Linked DNA regions of Homo sapiens: region 2 is linked to region 1. A link is a contact called in ENCODE Hi-C or POLR2A ChIA-PET data. All regions are on one chromosome and are shown on one strand. The core of a region is the stretch at or near the end of the contact, and the rest is flanking DNA. Distances in the headings are between cores, read along the strand shown.

Region 1 (6,978 bases), core at 3,317-5,816:
TGCAGAGCTCCCTTCCTGGGGTCTGTCACACATAGAGATGGTGCCCTCACTGACCATCTACCATGTGCTGTGACCAGCAGACTGGACTGTCTCTCTGTCCCTACAATGAGTTCCTGACCACATCACCACTGTGCCTACCCATGCTTATGCAACTCCTTACAGCTTAGGCCTTCCCCAGCCTGTCCAGGAATGGTGTCCATTCTCAGGTATGAATCTTGGAGATTCCATCTCCTTCTAGGCTCCGGACAATTCAACCCAGGACTGTTGCTAGGTAGGTGTTTGCATAACCATCGATATATTTGGATGAATCCAGCTGGTTAGGGGAATTCTGTGAGAATCAATGATATGCTGGGTGCAGGGAATCTTATTTGAGAATTATTAGGATAGATTTTTTTTTCACATGTAGTTATTATTTTTTAAAATTCAGTAGTTTTTTGGGTTCAGGTGGTTTTTGGTTACAGGGATAAGTTTTATAGTGGTAATTTCTGAGCAGTGTACACTATACCCGATAAGTAGTTTTTTATCCCTCATCCCTCTCCCACCCTTCCCCTGAGTCCCCAAAATCCATTATATCATTCTTATGCCTTTGCATCCTCATAGCTTAGCTCCCACTTATAAGTGAGAACATACGATATTTGGTTTTCCATTCCTGAGTTGCTTCACTTAGAATAATGGCTTCCAGCTCCATCCAAGTTGCTGCCAAGGCCATTATTTTGTTCCATATTATGGCTGAGTAGTATAGAATGACGGATCTTTTTGAGAATTTGGTGAAAGGTTTCGTGCCCTGGCATTTTAGGGTGTGATGAAGACTTCTGGCTCTCCCATCATTTCCCCTATCCCCATTCCCTGTGGGGGCTGCTTTCTGATAGGGAAAGGAAGATGCTTTGCCAATGGGCTATTACTGCCTGGGAGGGTTTGTCTGTGAACAGCAGGACTTTGAGGTCGTGTTCCAGCCCCAATTTAGGCTGTTGATGGCAGGAAGGCATTTCTAGCCTAGTGTCCATTTTCACCACCTCTTCCTTATTCCCACTGTGGATAATCATCTACTCCGCTTTTCCCTGGGTTGCCTCAAAACTCAGACTTCTTCGTAAGTGCTGGCTTCAGTCTGTGAGCTCCACTTTCTTTTGGTGCTTTCTCCCCTATCCCATCTTCATCTCTGGTGTCTTCACTGTGTTGATCCTTGTTATGGTTTGAGTGTGCCTCCTCCAAAATTCAGGTGCTGCTAATGTGATGGTATTAGGAGGTGGGACCTTTGAGAGGTGACTAGGCCATGAGGTTGCTCTCTTGTAGATGGTGGGATCAGGTCCCTTTACAAGGGGGCTTGATGCGGGGAGTTTGTTTTCTCTCACCCTCTGCCTTCTGCCATGTGAGGACACAGGAAGAAGGCCCTTACCATATGCTGGCACCTTGATCTTCGACTTCCCAGGCCCCAGAAGTAAGGAATGCATTTCTGTTTTTCATTAATTGCTCAGTCTCTGGGATTCTGTTTCAGCAGCCCAAACAAACAGAGTCCTTCAGCCCCCATTTCCACGAACGGCAAAGATTTATGGGGGTGGGGCCATAATTCAATCCATCCTCTGGCCCCTAAAAATTCATGTCTTTCTCACATGCAGAATGCATTTCTACCCATTTTTTTTTTAGATGGAGTCTCACTCCCAGGCTGGAGTGCAATGGCACAATCTTGGCTCACTGCAACCTCTGCCTCCCAGGTTCAAGTGATTCATTCTCCTTCTTCAGCCTCCTAAGTAACTGGGATTACAAGCATGTGCCACCACACCTGGCTAATTTTTGTATATTTAGTAGAGACAGGGTTTCACCACGTTGGTCAGGCTGGTCTTAAATGCCTGACCTCAGGTGATCCACCCGCCTCGACCTCCCAGAGTGCTGGGATTGCAGGTGTGAGCCACTGCGCCTGGCCCATTTCTACCCATTCTGTTTGCTCAAACAATCAAAAGGCCCCAGCTAACCACAGGAGGCTCTGACAGGTACCTTGTCTGCAAGGGAGGCTTTTAAAGACAGGTTTACAAAATGCAGAATCCTTTTGCACCATGAACTCAGTTGGTACAATTTCAGGCAGAAAAATCAGGCCTGACACAGACAGATAAAATAATAATGCTGTTTTGAAATATGAAAACAAGGCCCAAAGGGCTTTCGTGAGAGGGTGAAAGTAACAGAATTTGTGGAAGAGGGAGTGGGGCTAGGTCACGAGCCCTTTTTGGTATCTGCTCCTCCCATTCTGCAACACTCATTTGTCTATGTCTTGTCTAGCAGGAATTGATTTATTGATGTGTGGCCTCAGAATCAATGCATTTTTTTCCAGTAAGATGTGTAATATGCATGGTATAGTGCAGAACAGATGAAAACAAGTAACTAAAAAAATCAGAACCTACCTAGAAATAACCATTTCTGGTTTTCATAACTGTCAGTATCTTCTTTTTCCAGGCTGTTTGGGATTTGATTTCAAGGATTCCATTGTTTTGAAATGAGCTTGAAAAGCACACGAATTCTGCTTGTAGAGGGGATGGAGAGGTCCCGCTTTCTGTCCAGGAGAACCTGGGAGGATGTTTTTGCTCTCTTCTCCCAGCTCACTTTGTCACTCCATTTGTGTCACAGCTGGGCCAAGCAGGGCTGTAACTCCCTGTGCACGGTGGCTGCTTTTTCCTTTGGCTTGGTTGAATATCCTGATAAATAACATGCAGTCTTCAGCTGTTCAAATGACGTTCCTTTTCCTAAGCAACACTTCTGTGTCCATTTCCACTATTGTAGGCTTTGCCTCAATAGGTAAATAATGTACATGAGTACAGTGGGACTAGGTGTTAGGTGAAGTTGAACAAGAGGCAGTGGAAAGAGAGCGTGAGGTGTGAGATGCCTTGGAGTAACTAGGTTCTCTTCTTGCTGGGACCCAGATACTCTTTTGGCAGGTCCAGCATGCAATTTACTTAAAATTATTTTCTCTCTCTCTTCCCATCCCTTTCCCTTCTAAAATTCATTTTGTAGATCAACACTGTGTCTCCTGTGTCGAGTAATTGATACAAATGCCTTTTCTCATTTAGAGACCACTTGCAAAAGAGAAAGTTATTTTTCCAATGGAAATTAGGCTTTAAAATTTTTGCCAGGGTGTGAGCTATAGAAATGGTGCTATTAGAGTATATCCATTGTAAATTATGCAATTGTACCATTTAAAGCTTATTAAAGTCACGCTTTACTACACAAAGCAATTTTTGGTTATCACAAATGTGACTTATTTGTTTTGCATCACTATGAGGTCTATGCTGTTGGGTGATGTTCCCTAAAGAAGTCTTGCAGTTAGACTCACAGAGTGAAAGCGAACTGTGCATGGACACCTGAGAGATTCTTCTTGCAAATACAGAGTTATTTATCATCTACTAGTCAGCAGAGAGGGAAAACATAACAGATCACCCATAGAAATTTGGAGTAGAAAGCAGGTGCACCGAGTCCTCATCTCTGTTTTTTTCACTGTCTCAATGATTCACCCTGTCACTGGTCACTGTAGTCTATCCAGCTTCGTGCCTCAATTTCCTAATCTGCACGCGTCATATGATTGTTGGAGGGTTAAGTGAAGTAACACATGTAATGTTCTTAAAACAGAGCGTGGCATGCAGTAAGCACATCATGATTGTTAGGTATTATGGTTGTTATAATGCCATGAACAGTCCAGACTGAAATTGGATCCTAGTCCTCAAAGAGAATGCTCAGCTGAACAGATATCATGAAAAAGCAGGCCTTCCACAGCCACCACATGCCCCTGGGAGATAGGGTGCAGTGCGTAGGAATGTGGATAGCCAATTAGGAAGGACTTACAAAGTGGATATCATGCTTCTTGGAGCCTGAAGGCCATAAAATTTGCTTGAAGAAAAACCCATTAGGAGTGGCCAGGATAGTTGGAATCAGATGCCTTCCAACAATATATGGTGAGATGAGGTCCTGGCAGAAATTGCATGTATTTTGATCATTTTACAACTAAACCTCCCAGATTGTATGACTTGAACCTCATATGTCAATCTTATTACTAGACACACTGTCAGCTTAGTGTCACAATGCTCATGATGATGTGTTTTGACAGCAACATCTGTCACCCCTCCCATGGCCTCTGTTTATTTGGCTGGTGTAGCTGACGTTGTGGGGATCCCCTTTCCTTCAACTCTTTCTTGTCCATTTCTCCCAAACTCCATGGACTCTCTGAGGAATTGCTGCTTCAGATGGAGGAGGAAGGACCTCTGGCGCCAGCTGGTTTTGCAGCTATGACCTCTAATCACATGCTTAAAATCCATGTGTCAAAGAACATGGGGTTGCTTTACAAACATCAAAAAATATTTGAGTATCCGTCACACACAAGGCCCTTGGGAAGAGTAAATGTGCAGGATTTGTAACGAGACTCAGTTACAGTTGCAGTAAAGGTGAGAGTTGCAATAAAACCCAAAGCCAAAGCTCGTTTCTCTGAGAAGGTGCAGCAACCTCTCCTAACCACACTTTTACCAGCATTGTTAACAAGTCCATCTACGGGTATGTTCTGGTTTCATTTGTAGTAAGATGATGCATGAAGCTTTTCTCGTGCAACTAAGACCCATAATTGAAAACAAAATGTGTTAAGTGTTCTCATATTCTAAAGAGAGTGTTAGAAATTAATATTGGACACCTTCCATAGGCCCTATAAACAGCAGCCACCATCCTGCCACTGCCATCCCCAGGAAGTCGGGTGGCTGGCGTTCTTGGGTACATGGAGTCTGGCGGTGGGGGAGTCCCACAGTAGAGGTGGTGTCTTTCCTTGAAGTCAAGGGCAGGTCTCCAGGGGAATTATTAGGGCCCATGGAAGTGTCTGCAGCATGAGGAGCCTGGCAGCTTTCTCCCTCTGGACACTTGCTGAGCTCCAGAAGTCCCGGGGCCCGTCTTGGTGCTGCTGTCAAAGTGGAATCTGGGGGAGTCTTTAGGAGAGCTTCACACAGGTTCCCTGCAGTTGGAGGATGTGCTCGGCCATAGAGGCTGTTGTCTATTTTGGGTCCAGAGATTTCTGAAGGCAGGAGGCAAGCTGAGACCACAGTATTATATGCCTGGGAGAAAGATGCAGGTCACCCTCACCCCATTCCAGGTTTCTGAGTCCATTAGAAGGTGTAGAAGAGGTCTCAGGTTCTTGTGGCTCCATGTGGGAGAGGATGGAGGTTACTGGAGGCATGGGATCCTTGAGACTGTGGTTACAGGGTGCCCAGAGGAGGCATGGCTTTCCTTGCTTAGGAGGCCAAGGTGTAGCTGAACACCATATGCAGGAGACCACACAAACCAGCCACTGGGAGGGCACCTCTTTAGCCGAGGCACAGGCACCAGATGATTCCCTTGGAGATGATTCCCCTGATGGCCCCTCTCCCAGGGCCAGACCCATCTCCTCATCACCCTTCAGACCCAGGTAGCAGCTTCCTGCTGCTAGTTTCTGGGTCTTTAAGTCACCCTGTTGGTTCCCTTAACCTGTTCGCCCCTCTGGAAACAGTCTCTTCAATAAGCTCTTCCATAGCCCTTGGATGCGCCATCTTGGTCTGCCAGGACCCTGACAGATGTACTAGCCTCCTCACTCAGCCTTCCTCCCCCTGACCCAGCCTTCCAGACCTGGCCACGGGCCAGCGGCATTAGCACTACCTGAGTTTGTTGGCAATGCAAAGCCTCTGGCCTACCCTGCTCCGAGGGAGTCAGAATCTGTATTTTCAGAAGACCCCTGTGACCTGTGTGAAAATTTGAAAAGTGCCTGTGGGAAATGGGGAGGAGGGGTATGAAGGTGAAATCACCCCCCACCCTACATTCCATGGCCTGTTTCGATACTAGCCAGGCAGGCTCCCCAGACACCTGCTACCCACGTTCTTCTTTCCTGTCTCCCATGGGCAGAGGCGCTGCACATCTGATGTGGACTTACGCTGCCTGGGTTTGAATCTTACCTGTCTTGCTTGCTAGCTGTGCAGTTCTGGGAGAGTTCTTTAACCCTGTCTGTTTCCTTGTTTGTCCAGTGGGGATAATAATTGTGCTGGCCTAACAGGGTGGAGACGATTAAACAGCATGACACATAAGGGGCAAGGGAACTAGCCATGTGGCTGTGTGAGGGAAGAACAATCCCAGCAAGGAAGGCCAGTGAAGGAGCCCTGTGAGTGGAGGGCAGTGCCTGCCACAGTGTCACTCAATGGCTGCTGAGGAATATTGGTAGCAGTGGTGTCATTTTGGGTAGGAGGTAACATACAGGCTGGAAACTCCAATTTTCTATTTCTACTCTTAAATAGAAGACAATCACCTCAAATGATAATCACGGCAGCATTTGTATTTACTTTAGATTCAGCAAGGCCCTTTCAAAGACACAATACAGATACTTAGAGGATAAGAAGTAAAGCCATGGAGAGATCACTCCACCCTGCACTCAGTCAGATGGAGCACTTCCAGAGTCAAGTTTACTGTAAATGAATCCCTGCTTCCAAATGTAATTCTGCAGATGCACTTTGATTTCACAGCCATTGATCAATAATTCATTTGGCTTGTGACTGCCGATGACATGATTTAATATGTCCAGCTAAATTATGTTCCCACAGGAACACTCATGCATACCAAAGGAAAAAATTACAATTATCGTAGTGCTGGCGTCTAATTGAAGCAGGCCCGCATGCAGGACTAGACTTGTTATTTGAAGAAATAAAAAAAAAAAAAGTCATGTGATCAAATCAATAGGGGACCTAACTGCAGAGAACTCTTTATGAATCCAGGACTATGGAGGGGCGTTCTATTAATGTCACTCCCTAATCAGGAGCAGCTCGATTGGGCACTGATATGGTTAGGCTTTGTGTCCCCACCCAGATCTCATCTTGAATTTTAATGCCCATAATCCCCAAGTGTCAAGGGAGAGACCAGGTGGAGGTAATTGAATCATGGGGGTGCAATTTCTCCCATGCTGTTCTCGTGATAGTGAGTTCTCACGAGATCTGATGGTTTTAT
Region 2 (6,978 bases), core at 2,265-4,764, 66 kb before region 1:
TGCAGACAGCCCAGGAGCTGGTGGTGAGAAAGGACTCTCTTAACCCAAGGAAATATAGCATGTGCAAAGTTCAAGAGGACTGACACAGTCTTCTGGGCTCAGGTATGAATTCTGCTCAGTCACTTGCCTTCAGAGATTTTCTATTTTGCTTGGATTTAGTACTCTAGACTTTGGGATCGGATTATTCTCGCAACGGCTAGACTTGCCTGACTAGCTGGATTCGTATCTCCTGTAGGACACAGAGCATGGTATGGGACACAAAGAAAGTGTTTGGTAGCAGAGCAACTGGAAACTTTTGGATTTTCACTTTCAAATATAAAAATCAGCACAGTCAATACCACCTTCTTATTGGGTACTTACCACCTTCTTATTGGGTACTAAATGAAGCACTGTAAAGTTAACGTTTATTAGACATAGGACCCTTTTCATTTCAAATGGAGTAAGATGACACTCATTTGGGAGAATTTAGGGAAACACCAGTCTGAATAGTAGAGGAATTGAATGAGCTACAGTAACAAAACTAAGATAGAAATGTCGCCTATTAGGAGTCCTTAGGGAGCTACAATTACGAATATTTAACGATGACTTATTTCCTGTAACAATTATTTGTGAGTGAGTGCTTTGGATGTGTTGAAACAATGTATTCTCTGATGCATTTTGATACTTCCCCCTCCACATACTGTTTATACACTTAAATTGCTGTGTGAAAGAAGAAAAGGATTGCTGGGTGTAAAGTTAAACTTCAGCCTAGTGTGAACGATTCCAAATCAGCCGATTCCAAGTTAATGAAATTTTACCTTAGTTCACACGAACAGGTTTAGTCTGCCAAAACGTGAACTATGCTTGGGGAAAGGGAAGTGGTGCAGGCAGTGTTTCGGGGTGAATAGACTTTGTGAGGACAGTCAACAGAAAGCAGAATTCCAGGAGCTTCCATTTTCTTTGTGGGTCACACACCCAGAACACACAGAATACACAGTTTTTAACACAATGTTAAAAATTGGTGGGCTTGTCTGGCACTGAGTGCTCAGCAACCTGCTCTTTGTGCATCGTCTCCATCTGAGATGAGCCAAGTCACAGCTTGTCTCCAGAGGATGAAGGACTTGCTCAAGACCAGTAGGTGTGCTGAGCCCAGAGGGCCAACTGTTCCCACCCAGTGCCGTGTGCCTGTGTGGCTGCCTCGCAGCTAGGCTGCGTCAACTTGCAACTTGGCCTCTGTGCTGGGAGGCAGCCACTCCTTCTTCCCTCTCTGAGGATTTTGACAATGTCTTCCTCATGACCCCTCATTATGTTCCAGCACCAGGAGCATCACTGCGAGGTGGCTGCACAGAAGTGGAGATCTGAGGTGGGCGGGAAGCCCCCTTTCTCCTTTAGGTTTGCATTTGAGGATGAGTCAAGAGGACTTAGGTCTATTTTTATTTTTTTGAGGCAGGGTCTCCCCCTGTCACCCAGGCTGGAGTGCAGTGATGTGATCATGGCTTAATGTAGCCTGGACCTCCTGGGCTCAATTGATCCTCCCACCTCAGCCTCCTGAGTAGCTGGGTAGCCAGGCAGGTGCATGCCACCATGCCTGGCTACTTTCGAATTTTTTGTAGAGATGGGCTTTCACCATGTCACCCAGGCTGGTCTTGAACTCCTGAGCTCAAGAGATCCACACACTCAGCTTTCCAAAGTGTTGGAATTACAGACATGAACCACCACGCCTGGCCATATTTATTAATTTTTAAAATGAAGGATCCAGGAGTAAAATTTTGGCCACTGAACAGAAGAACCTGCTGCAAGACAACACTCTTGATTTTTGTTGTTTGTCTGTTTGTTCGCACTATCTGCTGGGCTTTTTTTTTTTTTTTTTTAACTGTAGTTATCCTGACTTCAGATTTTTCCAGGTGATTTTTTTGGGGTGCAGACTTGAAGAAGGCTTGCCTCAAATCACCTGTCCCTGAAGTAGCCGGCAAGGGCAGTGCTGTGGGCTCAGCCAGTTCTGAAGTCTGAGGAACCTGGGCATTTCCAGTGCCCAGGTAATATATCTGTTTCTCACTTTTTCAAAATCACCTGATTGGAATATATATATATATATATTCATCATATATATAATGCAGAAACACTTAGACATGTGAAGCAAAGCTTCACTTTTATGGGCTTATTTTTAAAGGGTACATGCTGTTGTGTGCCAGATCATAGTTACCTTTGAATGATCGGGTTGTATCTACAAATAGCTTGCACACCTCTTGCTAAATGTTTTCCTGTTGGCAGAAGCCCGCCAGTGTGTTGAAAGACTTTCACAAGAGCTCTGGCCCATCTCTCTCACGGTCCTTCTGTATTTTATTGGCTGCTTTTGCTGATAAGAAATGCCTATGTGATTTGGACTGTAACTGCATCAGGAAAAAGTCAAAGTACTAAGTCCAGAGAGAGCCTCTTTATTTATTTTTTTAAAAGTATGTGTTTGCCTCTACAACCCAGATATTCTTTCTCCTCACCTCAGCAATTTGTTCACAGAGTACGTTACTCAGGGTGAGGTGGCCAGACTCACTTATTTGCCTGGGTAGCGCTGGTTTGCAACGAATTGTCCAGGTGTTGTAAGTAGTAACTTCTCCTTCTGCTCTCAAAAATGACCTTGTGTGGACAATACAGGATATGACCATCCTACTTAGAGTCCCCTTCCCCCACCCCTGACAGTTTCTGCACATTGCATTGACACCACATTTTTTGAAGAGGCACATTTACCTCTGGCTGGTCCTGTGTGTGAAAACAATTCTGTTCATTTCAAAGCTGTCCATGGTATAGTGGCCATGGTTTTTATCCTTGGCTTCTTTAGAAAAAACCCAAATGTACCTGGTTCCTCTTGACCAGTTTTCAACTGCAAACTGAGAGGGGGGAGGCATGCTTCCCTGAATTCTCATTCCCTTTGGTGCTGAGGCAAGGGGAGTACAAATGGTCTTTAAAGAAACAGTTTAGGCTGGATGCGGGGGCTCACACCTATAATTCCAGTATTTTGGGAGGCTGAGGCGGGTGGATCGCTTGAAGCCAGGAGTTCGAGACCAACCTGGGCAACATGGTGAAACTCTGTCTCTACTAATAATACAAAAATTAGCTGAGTGTGGTGGTGTGCCTGTAGTCCCAGCTACTTGGGAGGCTGAGGCATGAGAATTGCTTGAACCCGGGAGGCAGATTGCAGTGAGCTGAGATGGCACCACTGCACTGCACCCTGGGTGACAGAGAGAGACTGTGTCTCCAAAACAAAACAAAACAAAAAGAAAAGAAAAGAAAATTGAGAAGTTTGAAAACGCCTTGATGTTCGGGTGTGCTGGGGCAGCCTTCTCCAGCCTGCCTCTCAAGGGGCTCTGTGATGTGCTCTCCCTCCACAAGGAGCATTGGTGTGGTGCCATGCAGTTATTTGGGAGCCTGTTGTCCTATCCTGCCGTCTGTTGCAGTTTTACAATGTCATTTCCCCAGATTCCTTCAGGAATGTTTCCTCACAAAGGCCTGCTTTTGCAATGCCCCAGGGAGCGATTCTGTCTCATTTTCTTGCTCTTTTTCTTGCTTAGCACTTAATGAACTTTTCTTGGCTGTTTCAACTGTCAGCATTTAAAGTCTGCTGGTGAATGTTGGTTGGCTTTCTCTGTGCTAAACTGGACCATTCAGTGGCGATTATAGTTCTTCAACATCATGAGAAATTTGAGGGAAAGGCGAACCTTCCAAAAGTCTCTCAATGCAGCAGGAAGTGCGTCTGGCAGAAAAAGGAAGGGGAAAAAAAGCCCTCAAGGTCCATTCTCTTCTCATAAGACAGAATGGGGCATGTACTGGAAAGCCCTATGGAAATAAAGCCAAAAGGAAAAAGACAGATGCCACACTGATGTCTTCGCTTGTGTTGTTTGTATGACACAATTGGCATGTGGCCCATTCCTTCGCAGGTTAATAAATCATTAACAGAACGTGGTGTTAGACCGGGCAGTGCTCAGAGACTCCTAGACAAATATGACGTCATTCCTGACTTTAGGAAACTCTGAGATTAGTGGGAAGACCAGCAATAAGCTGATGCCGAGGGAATAACTTCCCAAGTGGGGAGACAGATCTGAAGCACCGTGAAGGCACCGAGGGCCACCATCTCCACCTGGGAAGGGCCTGGGAAGCAGACAATCCAGCAGGGAGCCAGCTAGCCTGGGTATGCAGCAGGCACAGGCCTGTCTTCAAGGGTGCCACGTTGAGGGAATTGGAAATATTAATAGTTCAGAATGGCCAGAGGAATGGTTCTTTCAGGGCACCAAGTGGCAGGTTCATTCATTCATCCATTCTAGTTATTCATGGAGAACCCATCATGCTTTACTAAATGTGAGGCCGACATTTATGGAGGCCTGGCTAGAAAAGCAGGAGAGACCGGGAGGGCCTCAGGTGCCGACCGCAGCACAGGCCTTATCTGGAAAGCCATGGAGGGCCAGGGTGGCTCTCACCAGGACATGGACATGATCAGACGTGTGTGTCGGCCATCGTGTGCGAGACATTCTGGGGACCCCAGCCTGGGGGCACTGGGGCTGGGCAGGTGAGAACGAGTCCCCAGATGGTATTGGGAAGGGGAAGGAGATTATCCAGCCAAGAGGTTCTAGTAAATCAGATCTATTTATTGGATGAAATGAGAGGGCGAGTCTTTGCTGGTGTCTGAGTTCTTTTTTGGGGAAGCATTGCGTGCTGATGTCATCCCCGAGATCAAGGAAGAAGGAGGCACAGTTGAGGAAAGACGATTAATTTGAGGAGTCTGAAAAGTTAGAGGTGTTCGTTGTAATTTTGGGGTGATGCCCATAAGGCTGTCAGACTTCTAGGGCAGGCCATGGGGAAGAGAAGAGAGCTGCAGATGCGGATGTGGGGGTATGGCGAAGTCGTGGGTGTGGTGGAGATCACGTAGGTACAAAATGATCATTAAATATAACAAAAGTTCCTGAGAGCTCGCTCTGGGCTAAATCCTGTACTAAGCACTACTCCATTGACTCTTCAGTGGGACCCTATGAGATTCTGGTTTTAATGGTCTCCATTTTACAGAGGATGAATTTGAGACAGAGCAGTTCAAGCAGCTGCCTGAGGTTGCACAGCCTGTTAAGAAGAGCGGTGGGTGGGACACAGTGTGGGCCATTTACAGGAGGACTGAGAGAGGGAGGTTGAGAAGCCTGTAATTGAACTGAAATCCATGGGGCAGTTGTGGTACGGGAGCCACTGGGTTGGGTCAGCCTCTGTTTTGCCCGGTGGTCTCCCAGAATTCCGGGTCTCCTTGCTGCTCCAGTTAACTGCTGCACTTTTCTGCAGGGCAAGGAGCCGTATCTCAAAGAGATACATCTCGTAAGAGAATGCAGGCCATGCTGCCTGCAGGCTGTGAGCCTCCCCCTTCAAACCTCCAGGAAAGGGAAGAAAGCTCTGCACCTGGCATTGTTAACTTCAGGCTTACAAGAGTTGAGCCAAAGCTAACCTCCCATCTTGGCAAGTTGAAGCCCTACTCACCTTGGAAGGCTCATTGTGAATGGCAACTTCTCCTGGAAGCTCTCCAGATCCTCCCCCAGACAGGGTCTCTCACTCACAGTACTTTGCACAGGGAAATATCTTATTACCATGCAATCTTTTCCACAGTTGTTTGTGTTTGTGTCTTGAAGTCCCGGAGGGCTGGAACTCTATCTATTAATATTTGTGTGTCTTGCATGTAGAAGGTGCTTAATAAATGGTTGCATTAGTAGGTGCTTAATAAGTGGATTCGAATGAAGGGAAAAAAGGTCCTGGAACCTTTTTTCCTCCTCTAATTTTCCCTGTTTTTGGGTGAATTTGCGGCTAAACTATCCTTGTAGTCTGTCCTTCTGATATTTCTTTGTTTCTCTGTAGTCCCATTGTTGATTATTTCTTCCCCATTCATGCATTTACAGGTCTGACCTATATTAGAACTAGCGGTCTCTGGTCTCTGAGTCCTCGAGGGCTGGGTTCCTAACCATCTGTAAGTGCCAAGGCCAGTGCCAGGTCTTTAGTCAAGGTTAATAGATGGCAGCCGGTGAGATAGAATTCCAGCCTCCTGGGAGCCCCTCTCTAACCCTCCTCTGTTCCATCTCCAGCCCACACCCCCTTCTCCCTGGGCCAATCAGCTGCACTATTTCATCCCATCCTAATGAGGGGAGCAGGTGGCCCAGCCATACTCTGGGTCCCTTCTGTGCTTCTCCTTAGTCTTCCCAGCCACTGCTGATCCAGACCCAGACTCACACATGATGTTACGATGATATGGGCTTCAGCTTTGATCAAAGCTGAAAACTGCAGCTGAGACCTGTGCTGGCTGATAAATTAGCAAAGACTGATTTCAGCCAGTTGGGCCAGAGTCTGCAAATAAGTGGTGCCAAGAGCTGTTGGCATAGTTCTAAGTCAGGCCCTTCTAAACTATTCCTTAAAGAACGTCACATCATGGAGGAGGAAACTGGTGGTGTATTGTAGATGTAGGATGGTATCGAAAGGGCCCTCTGTAACCAAGAGGCCAGTAGTTCCCTTTGTCCCTGTTGATTTTCTGCCAGCTTACTCATACTCTGTCAGTAAAGTGGAGGAGAAGGTCATAGAAGAGAAAAAGACAGGGAGGGCCTGCATGTTTCTGTTATTTCCAGTGTGAACATTACAAGCAAGCTCATTAGGGTAATATTTTCAGTGGAAAGGTACATTTCTACTGGGCACAATGTAAGAATATTTTGCTCATGGAATTTTCACTTAACAATAGGGAAAAAAATCCGTTTTCACCAGGCAGCCTGGGCTCCAAGTATGGATTTGACAAGTGTTTCCCCAAATGCCACCAGGTCTGAAGTACGCAGCTGCTATGGAAATTTCAGAACTCTCAAAAGAGCCCCAAATGTATTTTAAACAATCACCAAATCACATATCTAAATTGCTCTTTCTATTGTTGCTAACAACATTTGGGTGTTATAATTAGAGCGACCCCAGAGATCTTGTCTGAGAAATCTTACACATTCATTTAGC

The links. Hi-C counts contacts between places; a loop is a spot of excess contacts on that map. ChIA-PET counts read pairs that join two places held with the same protein, here RNA polymerase II (POLR2A). Pooled maps may share reads with other maps.
Region 2: a map of natural killer cell shows a loop between it and region 1 (2.6-fold over the local background). The contact joins two enhancer-like sites. A Hi-C loop is called at or near these places in 2 of 168 maps with a recorded cell type or tissue (heart right ventricle and natural killer cell), 1 of 37 single-sample maps with no recorded cell type and 11 of 50 pooled maps. POLR2A ChIA-PET finds 5 or more read pairs at or near these places in 5 of 52 experiments (GM12878, OCI-LY7, activated CD4-positive, alpha-beta memory T cell and 1 more).

The regions. Positions count from the first base shown.
Region 1 is chr2:8,344,004-8,350,981 of GRCh38, reverse strand. No RefSeq gene overlaps it. Among named protein-coding and RNA genes, the nearest start is that of LINC00299, 19 kb to the right of the region's middle. Within about 2 kb of position 4,566, at least 2 of the 41 ENCODE cell types and tissues checked have a DNase peak (open chromatin) inside an H3K27ac peak, as active enhancers do.
Region 2 is chr2:8,409,312-8,416,289 of GRCh38, reverse strand. No RefSeq gene overlaps it. Among named protein-coding and RNA genes, the nearest start is that of LINC00299, 84 kb to the right of the region's middle. Within about 2 kb of position 3,514, at least 10 of the 41 ENCODE cell types and tissues checked have a DNase peak (open chromatin) inside an H3K27ac peak, as active enhancers do.